Regions from separate parts of the Homo sapiens genome. Here region 2 is linked to region 1. The links are chromatin contacts, found by Hi-C in ENCODE. All regions are on one chromosome and are shown on one strand. Each heading gives the region's core, a stretch centred on a gene start or an enhancer-like site at or near the end of the contact. The rest is flanking DNA. Distances are from core to core; before and after follow the strand shown. Region 1 has its middle 20 kb from the start of HAFML. Region 2 overlaps LOC124900817 (a long non-coding RNA gene).

What was found. Hi-C counts contacts between places; a loop is a spot of excess contacts on that map. Pooled maps may share reads with other maps.
Region 2: a loop to region 1 is called in a map of cardiac septum, with 2.4 times the contacts of the local background. The contact joins two enhancer-like sites. A Hi-C loop is called at or near these places in 1 of 168 maps with a recorded cell type or tissue (cardiac septum) and 5 of 50 pooled maps.

What each region holds. Positions count from the first base shown.
Region 1 is chr4:176,631,138-176,637,143 of GRCh38, reverse strand. It overlaps the pseudogene LOC100421630. Among named protein-coding and RNA genes, the nearest start is that of HAFML, 20 kb to the left of the region's middle. Within about 2 kb of position 1,388, at least 2 of the 41 ENCODE cell types and tissues checked have a DNase peak (open chromatin) inside an H3K27ac peak, as active enhancers do.
Region 2 is chr4:176,495,100-176,501,025 of GRCh38, reverse strand. The region is part of intron 2 of LOC124900817 (a long non-coding RNA gene); the gene reads right to left. Among named protein-coding and RNA genes, the nearest start is that of HAFML, 160 kb to the left of the region's middle. Within about 2 kb of position 1,350, at least 2 of the 41 ENCODE cell types and tissues checked have a DNase peak (open chromatin) inside an H3K27ac peak, as active enhancers do.

The DNA of each region.
Region 1 (6,006 bases), core at 139-2,638:
AAAAAGAATAAAATATTTGATTTGGAGTGAAAAAGGAGAACATATAGGATTCACCAAATGATAAATCTGTAGCATTCAAATCAGCTAAAATTTTGAACAGGAAAAGAATAGGAAGAGCCTTTTTTCTAGCGCACTCCCCTTTTTTGTTGTTTCTCTCCCTGGAGAAAAACTTTAAAAAGCACAATAATTTGGAACACTTATGGAAATAAATGTTGTAGAAACTCACGTTAATAATAATTCCAATAATGTTGTCATGTTAGATAAACCCCCTGAACCCTCAGAATCATTTATATTTATATTTTTTTGGCTTTACTTAATAACTTCATAATTACATAATTATGTCCCTGAAATTAGGGTGCAGGAATGTTTAGTCAGTTACCAGGACTGAGGATTTGGGGTTCATTTACAAAATGAACAATTCATTATTATTGAAAAAAACATCAGTTTAAGTGACTGTCAAATTATAGCTTCTTATTTCAGGACTGCAAGCAATTGAGCTCTGAGCATCCCACACTTCTGAGGAATAAATTTTGCATAATCATTCAATCATTTTGAGTGGGCAGCAATATAGCTTTAGCACCTTTGCTTCATACACTCAAATCTAATTACATAGCACTGAAGAGAAGTCATCATCTTCCAGAAATGTCCATTATGTTTGCAAGGCTTATCTGCTTAATGGTTTTTGTCCAGTGTCAGGCAGAACTAGCTGCACTTTGTGTTGGAAATCACACTGTCCTCATTCTCTTCGGAAATAATCAAGTCTTTTTATTCTTCTCTAGATGCTACTATGCAAGGCAAATATTCTAAAGGAGCATCTCAATGAGTTTAAGCCTCTTCTACCATATTCTGTGGAAACTTCATGTGGTGGTTTCTTTAGCTTCAGAGAAATCCAGGGCAGACAATCCCAGCCTTGATGCTGATACTATAAATGACCTTCCCCGGGTTCTCTACGTGAATGGTGTGCACAAGGGAATGACGTCATCATCACTTTAGTCATTTGAAGACGGCCTGAAATATCCCAGGGGAGCTGTGAGAACAATCAGCTCCTCCTTCAGGAAATGAGAGGAAGGGCCAACCCAAGGGAAATTTATTTATTACATGTTTGAAGGCTGCTGAAATAACAAAACATCCTTAACAAGCAAACCTATCCTATACAAAATAATAATAATAATAATAATATTCTCACACTGGGGCAGTGAATGTCATTCAGGCAAGTCTAGGGAGCATTCTGTTAACGGCACTCCCAGAAAAGGAGGAGGGCAATGTGGCAATATTAAATAAATTACTCATCAGTGAAAAACTTTCCTTGACCCATCTGCTCGCAGGAAATCTGCTCAAAGTTGGCCTTGGCACCAACCAGGTCAACAGCTTCTGCGTCAGAGCAAGTGCTTTGTCACAATTATATTGTGCTGAGAAATCCCTACTCTTAGGATCAAATAGTTAAAATAAGACCTGCTGCAGAAGAGCAGACACTCCCAAAATCAGGTGAGATGTCAGGCTTCATTTGTCAAGCCTGCAGGAAATCTAAGGTTTGAACATTTTCATCATTTTCTCTCCCTTCCCAAGGCTGAGCTTTGCAATCTGGAGACATGTTGTGTGCCTGCCCTGGGTCAACGTGTAAGGCCATCCCTTACCTAAACTGTACTTTCAGAGTTAGATCAAGTGTGGGAATTTGTCTCTTCCTTTGAGCTTTCTCAGTTACATTTTGCAGGTTACTTCTGAATTGTAAATCTCTGTCAATCCCAGAAGAGGGAATTCCTTTTTGCCATTTTACACTATTATTTTTTGTTAGAGATTGTATTTTTCCTACTTTTGAAAGTCCTCCTTTTCTCCAGTGTAGTTGAAATAAAATTATACATCAAAAAGTAGAAAGATGGAAGAAGGAATTCTGTCTCAACAATGTACCATAGAGGCCAGGTGTGGGAGCTCATGCCTGTCATACCATCACTTTGGGAAGCTGAGGCAGGAGGATCTTTTGAGCCCAGGGATTCGAGGCAGCAGTGTGCTATGACCACACCACTGCATTCCAGCCTGGATGACAAAGGAAGACCAAGTCTCTTAAAAAAAACAACAACAACAAAAAGAAAGAAAAAAAAGAATGTACCATAAAAATCCTGCGTAAATTCTCACCCTGCTGGTCTGTCGTACAGATTTCAGACTCAAGACCACAACTTCAACTCTTACCTGAATTTCCAGCCTGCCATTCTGCCCTTTCCAGCCCCCACATCATTAACTCCACCCAGTGAGCTACATCGTCGCCCATAAGGGTATGACTAGTAGGATTTGGGTCTGGAAGCTCTGCCCAACAGCTCTACTGGTCCAGGCATTTTTCCTTGTTGGTGCTCAGCAACTTCTCATCTGCAACATGACTTTGGGCCATGGTGCCCTGAGGTATGGCTGCTGGAATGCCCCAGAAGAAGACCATCCCTGCATTGCTGTGCAGTGTAATTCTCTCCACCTGAGTAGCCCCATATCTCTTCCAGGGCTGCCTGAGCCACCGACCTTTTGTGTTAGCAGCAATAGGACTATCTCCCAGCACAGGCCTGCAACTACAGATGCTGTCAGTCTGAGAACTGAACTCTACCTACAGACACCCAGAGGCCTTTTTTTTCTGACTTAGGACAGACCAAGACAGAGAATCCTGGAAGTTGTACTAGGGAGGAATCATTCACAGCAGAGACCCAGGTGATGGACAAGGAGGCTCTTAGCCTGAGTCTACTGGAAAGATAGTAAGAGAATAAGATGTGATTTGAAGAAATTAAAAGTGGCAAATTTAGCCAAAAGAAGATCTGCTCTCTACGCAGCAGCACACTTTCTGAAGATGACTCTGTGGATTGGAGACTGGCTCCAGGGTGACCTTGAGAGGCATGTGTGGAAAATGGCAGGGCCACATGAGGGAAGGAGCCTGGATCATGAAGTCAGCCCCAGAGGAGACTCATCCCCATCCACTTGGATCAAACAAGGACTAACTCGCTCCACAGAAAGTCCATGAAACTTGAAGACCTTGGCAGTTTCAACTGATCTCCCCAGAGTTCTTCAATAATTAATACCTCTTTTAGTTCTTTTAATTAATACCTCTAGTGAGACCCTTCAGTCTTCTGTGTCTGCCTGCCTGCACTGAGCAAACACAGGGGAGAGTGGGAGCCGTCGGGTCAGGGAGATCTCTGTACTTTTAAGACAGAATCAAGCCTTTCTGTTGCAGAGAGAAACTTTGATTCAAGAGAGTTCACCTCACCCAGGGATATGAGCACATGAGCCCTCTTCTACTTCAGGCCCATTATCATGCCCCCCGATGCCCATGTGCAGAGAAGTGGGAAAAGCATAACACTGCTTTGATCTTCTGGGGCTTCTGTATGGCCAGGTGGGGCCTAGAGTGGTGCAAGCTCCAAGGTGGTCTCTGGCTGCAATCAGATCTTTCCATTTCCCCAAATGCACTGGATAATAATACCACTTTCTATGTGTGCAGAGAAAATCAAAGTGCTTTTTTTTTTTTGAGACGTAGTTTCCCTCTGTCACCCAGGCTGGAGTGCAGTAGCACAGTCTCGGCTCACTGTAGCCAGGATGGTCTCAATCTCCTGATCTCGTGATGTGCCCACCTTGGCCTCCTAGAGTGCTGGGATTACAGGCTGAGCCACCAAGCCCAGCCTCAAAGTGCGTTTTATAGAACCTGGTTGGTTTCCCCTCTCCCCAGCCCAACTGGTGGTCTGTCCTGCTTGCCAGGCACTTGTTTGAATTTAAGGCAATACTCTCTAAGGTTCCATGCAGTCAGCTGTGGCCTACAGGATACTGGTAATCAGAGGCGGGGCTGCAGTGCCCTTTGGAGCCAAGGAGAGCCTGCTTTCTGTCACAAAGCTATCCTCCCAACTGGTCTCAGAGCAGCTGTGGGGTGCTTTTCTGGTGTTGTCTTAAAGCTTGAGACAAGTCTCAGGTCTCTTTGGATTTCCCTGGAAGATCCTGGTGTGTGCTGCTGTCGTTGTTTTTATAGTAAACAGCCAACAGACTTCAAGGAGGGATAAGCTGGCCAAAAGACTTTCTGCCCAGATCTAAGAATATCACAAAGTTAGTGAAAAGATGGGAATAATTACAGAAGCCTATCAAGCCCTCAAGTCACCTGTGGTGAAAGCCAGTCCCCCAAAGCAATAAACTCTGAGTTTCAAAGCACGTAATAAAAGTCCAAACAGGTCTTCACTTAGGGACACAGGAGACTTCCTTGGAAAAGGACAGAAAAGTGAGCTTGAATTTTCATTGCATAGGTTAATGATGATCACTCAAAAAGGCATCAAAATCCCACTAATCTTGGCTGGATGTGGTGGCTCACACCTGTAATCCCAGCACTTTTGGAGGCCAAGGCGGGTAGATTGTTTGAGCCCAGGAGCTTCAGACCAGGCTAGGGCAACGTAGCGAAACCTCATGTGTACAAAAATACAAAAATGAGCTGGGTGTGGTGGCCCATGCCTGAAATCCCAGCTACTTGGGAGGCTGAGCAGGAGAATCACTTGAATCCAGGAGACAGAGGTTACAGTGAGCTGAAATCGCGCCACTGCAGTCCAGCCTGGGTGACAGAGTGAGACCCTGTCTCTAAAAGTTAACAAACAAACAAAACAAAAAAAAACGAAAAAAAAAATCCTCCAATCTCAAGTGACTGATGCAAAAAAAAAAAAAGGTCTTAAAAGTATCTCAGAAGGAGGCAGATTGCTTCAGAATAAATTAATGCACACTTTGAAAGAAAATACTCATCTTTGGGAAAGTCTAAAACTGTTTGCCCAAGAAACTGCAGTATGGAAGCAAAGCTTAAAGAACAGAAAAAAGTGTTTGAAAACTCAAACCCAGGAATGAAAACGGTTGTAAATAACAAAGAGAGAAAATTAAGATGTCTGACTGAAACCGTGCTGAAGATCACACATTTTCCTGATCTCTTTAAAGATTAAATGAATGATAGCAACGTGGAATTAGAGACAAAGAGTGAATCAGAAAATGGAGATCACCTAGGCTAGCAGTCAGAAGGTGAAGAAACTCATGGAATCTATTAATGTAGATGTTTCCACTAAATGCCTTCAAGGAGAAAAATAAGAAATATTCAAAGACTTTTCTGAAAAAAATCAAACAAATGAATAACTTACAGGACAAATAAAAGGTCTCCAAACTGAGCAAGTGTCTTTGCAGTCTGAAAACTCACAGCTTGAAAGTGGGATTCAGAAGCTTCAGCTGAAACTTCAAATACTGCCTAAAATACATCAAGAACATATAATGAAGCTTCAGAGAACATCAGCTAAGGACAAAATGTGCTGCTTAGAAACAGAGAACAAACTTCCCAAAGCATATGTTAGCATGAACTACACATCTCAGAAGTGCAACCTCTATGGGAAGATGGCCAAAGGCCTGGGCCAAAAATTGGAAAGAATGATTCTTTCCTATCAAAACCAGGTTCTCTTCTATGGGAAAGGGCTTAAGAAAGTTGAATGGCAGCTCTGTTGACCAAGAGAACTCTCAATGAGTCAAGAAAAGAAAATGACCATAACAGATAAATATTGGCTAAAACAGAGTTTTAATTCCAGTCTTTTCCAGTGACCCTTTTCTCCTGCTGTTCTGCATGCAGCTCACAGGTCCTGATAACATTAGGAAAGCCCCTGAATCTTCAGGGAGAGCTTGAAGCTGTGATGGGATCACATGAAGATTTGACTCCAGAGTCACATGAAGGTTTGACTCCACCTTCACAGCAGCTGACCTCTGAGCACCCATAATTGCAACAGAAGAGTTGTCTGTGTTTTCTCTTTTCTAAAGCAATTTTATCTCTTTTTAGTTTAACTGCTGTTATTTAATTGCTCCTATTGAAATTTGATAGCATTATAAGACAGTGGTTTTTTTTTTTTTAAGCTTAGTGTCTTTTTTTAGTATTATAAGTTCTGGGATACATGTGCAGAACGTGCAGTTTTATTATATAGGTGTACACGTGCCATGTTGCTGCACGCATCAACCCATCACCTACATTAGGTATTTCTCCTGATG
Region 2 (5,926 bases), core at 101-2,600, 140 kb after region 1:
AGCTCACCGTTTTATGTCTTTCTAGCCCATTTAAGCCATTTTCAAAACTCAAGTAACTGAATTTCATTCAAAATATACAATGTGTTACCAGAAAATCTTATTTATTCAGATATATTGTTGTATGACAACTTAGTAGGTGAGGATAGGCAAGCCTATATTTTCCATAAAAACCATTGAACAAAATAGAAAAGTAATTGATTTTTATTTTTGACTTTTACATTTAAGATAATTTATTTCACAGTCATTTAAGTTTTCATTGATACTTACCAGCTGAGAAAGCTGCCCCAAAGTAAGTGCTGCAAAGTTTTGCTACAGAAGTACTTCAATTAAATCCAACTAGACTTTATGGAGCAACTGTTTTGTGCTGAGCCCAGCGCAGGATACTCTGGAACAATACTAGAAAAATCACAAGCCTGGCTCCCACCCTCAAAGATTTGTTATCTAATTGGAAAGGCAAAAACATATATATGTAGCTGGGCATGGTGGCTCACACCTATAATCTCAGCACTTTGGGAGGCCGAGGTGGGCGGATCACCCGAGATCAGGAGTTCAAGACCAGCCTGGCCAACCTGGTGGAACCCCGTCTCTACTAAAAATACAAAAATTAGCTGGGTGTGGTGGTGGGTGTCTGTAATCCCAGCTACTCGAGTGGCTGAGGCAGGAGAATCGCTTGAACCCGGACAGCAGAGGTTGCAGTGAGCCACGATAGCCCCAGTGCAGTCCAGCCTAGGCAAAAATGAAATAAATTAAAAAATATATGTATATGTATACATATATATATGTGTGTGTGTGTGTGTGTGTGTGTGTGTGTGATTATATTTTATATGTTTTATGTATTCGGCACCACGTATGCTGCTGTAACATAAATTCATGTAATGCTATGCTTCAATGGAGGGTAAATGGACAGGAATTAATTTAAACCTGGGGGAATTGTTAACCGAAGAAAAGAGAGTTATGATTATTAAAAATATAAACCATAAAATAAAGTGCTCTATTTTTCAAAATTATAAGAGATTAGTCAAAACCAAAATAAAACTAGTCAAGAAAATGGCATGGCAGCTCCAGAAATTAAGAACATGCCACCAAAATAAATTTGTATATGTCAGCACATGAGGGTAAAATTATGGGTGTAATAAAATCATGCATTACTGATCTTGAGATGGGTAAATCTGAAAAATATATACGATCTTAACTATTAGGAGAAAGAAAGTTTATTGTGGAAAACAAAACACGGAGGATTGCATCATTTTACTATGCTATGATTTGCACTCATAAAACATGCTGAAAAAATGTTGCTTCTCTTAAAAATCCCTTTGTTTCCACCCACTAAGTAAGAATGTCATATTTCAGTGACTTTATTTGATGAGTCAGAATGAGATGTCCTATAAATGATTGTTTTTAGAAAAAGAGGCAAAAGAACACCCAGAGATCCTAGTTGTTTGGAGAATTGAAAAGATGTTATAGAAGGGAAAGAAATATATGGCCAAATACAGACTTATTAAATCAGAAAATTCAGAGTTTTCAACTTAGACTCATGGGTATAATAATAATAATGTCTATTATTATTCTCATATATATGATTCTAATATTCTATTACATATTTACTATTTTTTCTATAATATACAATTTATAAGATTTATGTCAGGAAATAATTTTAATGAATAATGAATTAATACATTTAATCCTAAATATTATTATATTAACATTGTATATTAATCTAGTTAATCAGTAATATATTATTTTATCATTATGAATGTATACTATCTACACTGTAACTCTCTGAGATAAGTCTTACACTTACCCCATTTACAGTGAGGGAATGAAGCCTAGAAATGAGAAGCGAAGTGCCCAAGGTTACACAGCTGGTGAGTGGTGGAGCTGGGATTGGAATCCAGGCAATCTGGCTCCAGAAAATGTGCTTTTAACACGTGCAGTCTCTCTCTCTGCACAGCAAACAGTCTCTGATAAAATGATCATTCTCACCAGCTTGCATCATGAAGTCAATGATACTCATGCCCTTCCTCTTACCGGAACTGTGGGCCCAACCCCGTTTATCACCAATTGACATCTATTTATTTTTCATATCTCAGGTCAAGTTTCATGTCAGGCATTCCCCAAACCCTGGTCTAAGCCTCTTTCCTCTGTTATATTTTACATAGTCAATTATTTTTCCTCAGAACACAGATCAGCTCATAGTAAGTCATGTGATCATTTGAATAATGTCTGTCTTCAACTCCAGATTCCATGATCCACTTGTGTAGCTCCTACCAACATAACTGTTACATAGTAGGAATCCCAAAGTATTTGTTCAATAAATCAATGGAAGAATAAATAAATAATACATAGATTAAACAGAGTAACTGAGCATACTTAAGTCCACTCATTCTTTAAAGTTTTGTAACTTTTCCAGGATGCTCTCTGTGGTTTCCCCAGTTGGAATCGATCATGTGGTCTCTCCTGAGCCCTCATTGCCCTTGTACCTGTATTTCCATTGTTCTCAGAGTCTGCTTTCTAGGACCTTTAATTCATCCATGTCCACCTCCCTTACAATAATATAAACCTCTGGAAGTCATGAGTGATGTCTTACTTGCCTTTCCGTTTTCCACAATGTCTACCTGGTATATTGAACACCAAAAATACTGAGATTTTTACTGAACTGAATTAGATAAGACTGAATTAGCATTACATGGTACCCTTCCTGTTTAATCTATCCCTTTTGGAGCCCAGACTTGGAAAGAGCTATGCTGGAGTGCCTAGAAAGAACTTTGTGCTTTGTTATAGCCAATTCAAAACAATGAAGTTCTGAATGTGCTTTGCCTGCACATGCTGTTCTACCATGTCAAATGTCCCATTTAACAGGGAAAATCTCTAAGGAAAAAGTGTTCAGATATGCAGACTAAATGCACTGTCTTATGTCTCTAAAATACAAACCACATGCTTTTTATGTTCTAACAGACTCTGGACTCCATCAGCAACTTTCAATACAGTGAACTTACAGTACCCTCAGTTTTGGAATTTAAAATTCATTGTTGCTCATATGCATGTCTTGATCCATACTAGGATTTCTGCTTTCCCAGGAGCGATGAAGGGGTTTCATGATTAATCTACACCTTCTCACCTCATCCCTTTGTGGGTAAAAGCATCTGGGAGATAACCATTTAGTTGTGCCTGTAGCCTGTGGCCATGGAACAAAAGTACCATCTACTGTTCCGCTTGCAGGCAGAGGCCAAACCCACCCCCTGGGTCTCATTAGCACCCATGTCCTTAACAACTGGACCAACCCATCCACACTTAGTTTATTCTGCTATCCACACAAAATACCACGTTAGAACATAAGCTCCTTGAAATCCCAAAAGGAGGCTGGAAATGATTGGCAGACCCTAATTGAAAACTACAATTTGAAATTATGGAATTAAGATAGCAAATGGTATGCCACATGCTGTTAAAAGTAGTGTTTTCAAAAGATAACTTCTTTTTCATTTTAATATCTAATTGCATAACATCAAAAATGAAAGTGGCTTGGTCATTGAATGCCTACTATCCAAGGAGCCAAGGACCACAGCCTGCACTAAGTCCCTTGTTGTTTCAGAGCCTTTTGGATGGAATCCACTGGTGGATTCGTCCTCAAGTGCTATGACAGAGAGAATTTCATCCCATTCATTTCATTGCGATCTGTGATCCCATATTCTTTTTTTTTTTTTAGATTTTTATTTATTTTTCTTCTCTATTACATTTTTTTTTATTATTATACTTTAAGTTCTGGGAAACATGTGCAGAATGTGCAGGCATAGGTATACACATGCCATGGTGGTTTGCTGCACCCATCAACCTATCATCTACATTAAGTATTTCTCCTAATGCTATCCCTCCCCTAGCCCCGATCCCCTTACAGGCCCTGGTGTGTGATGTTCACCTCTCTGTGTCCATGTGTTCTCATTGTTCAACTCTCACTTATGAGTGACAACATGCAGTGTTTGGTTTTCTGTTCTTATGTTAGTTTGCTGAGAATGGTGGTTTCCAGTTTTATCCATGTCCCTGCAAAGGAAATAAACTCATCCTTTTTCAAGGCTACATAGTATTCCATGGTATATATGTGCCACATTTTCTTTATCCAGTCTGTCATTGATGTGCATTTGGGTTGGTTCCAAGTCTTTGCTATTGTGAACAGTGCTGCAATAAACGTATGTGTGCATATATGTCTTTACAGTAGAATGATTTCTAATCCTTTGGGTATATACCCAGAAATTAGATTGCTGGGTCAAATGGTATTTCTGCTTCTAGATCCTTGAGGAATCACCACACTGTCTTCCACAATGGTTAAATTAATTTATACTCCTACCAGCAGCACAAAAGTATTCCTATTTCTCCACATCCTCTCCAGCATCTGTTGTTTCTTGTCTTTTTAATGATTGCCCTTCTAACTGGAGTGAAATGGTATCTCATTGTGGTTTTGATTTGCATTTCTCTAATGACCAGTGATGATGACCGTTTTTTCATGTTTGTTGGCTGCATAAATGTCTTCTTTTGAGAAGTGTCTGTTCATATCCTTTGCCCACTTTTTGATGGGGTTGTTTGTTTTTTTCTTGTAAATTTGTTTCAGTTCCTTGTAGATTCTGGATATTAGCCCTTTGTCAGATGAGTAGATTGCAAAAATTTTCTCCCATTCTGTAGGTTGCCTGTTCACTCTAATGATAGTTTCTTTTGCTGTGCAGAAGCTCTTTAGTTTAATTAGATCCCATTTGTCAATTTTGGCTTTTGTTGCCATTGCTTTTGGTGTTTTAGACATGAAGTCCTTGCCCATGCCTATGTCCTGAATGGTAATGCCTAGGTTTTCTTCTAGGGTTTTTATGGTTTTAGGTCTAACGTTTAAGTCTTTAATCCATCTTGAGTTAATGTTTGTGTAAGGGGTAAGGAAGGGGTCCAGTTTCCGCTTTCTGCATATGGCTAGCCAGTTTTCCCAACATCATGTATTAAATAGATCCTTTCCTCATGGCTTGTTTTTGTCAGGTTTGTCAAAGATCAGATGGTTGTAGATGTGTGGCATTATTTCTGAGGCCTCTCTTCTGTTCCATTGGTCTATATATCTGTTTTGATACTAGTACCATGCTGTTTTGGTTACTGTAGCCTTCTAGTATAGTTTGAAGTTAGGTAGCGTAACGCCTCCAGCTTTGTTCTTTTTGCTTAGGATTATCTTGGCTATATGGGCTCTTTTTTGGTTCCATATGAAATTTAAAGTAGTCTTTTTCTAATTCTGTGAAGAAAGTCAATGGTAGCTTGGTGGGGAGAGCATTGAATCTATAAATTACTTTGGGCAGTATGGCCATTTTCACAATATTGATTCTTCCTATCCATGAGCGTGAGTGTTTTCCCATTTTTTTGTGTCCTCTCTTATTTCCTTGAGCAGTTGTTTGTAGTTCTCTTTGAAAAGGTCCTTCACATCCCTTGTAAGTTGTCTTCCTAGGTATATTATTCTCTTTGTAGTGATATGTGTATTGCCTCAACGGTGGTGATGGCATCATGAGTTTGGCACATGTTCAAACTCATTAGATGTATGCACTAAATATGTCTAGTTCTGTGTATTTCAATTATACTTCAATAAAGCAACTAAAATTAAAAATAAATTAAAATTATTAATGGCATCAGTTTTCTTGAACAAGGTTTATCTTTAGGCTTAAAAGTTTTTAGATTTCAGTGTTACTAGGATTCAGATAAACTGGATACAATTTTCTGATACTGCTTGTAGGAGCAAAAAATGTGTGGCAAATACATCTTCTTTTAAAATTTAAAAGTGCTCATAGTATTTGAATAATTTTACTTTCCATTAGCTATATTTATATTAGTTGCAATGTAGCATTGCCTTTAGTGAGTCCTGGTTGGCAAACAAAAGATATTCAAGTTACATTTTTAAATTCTCACCAACGATGTA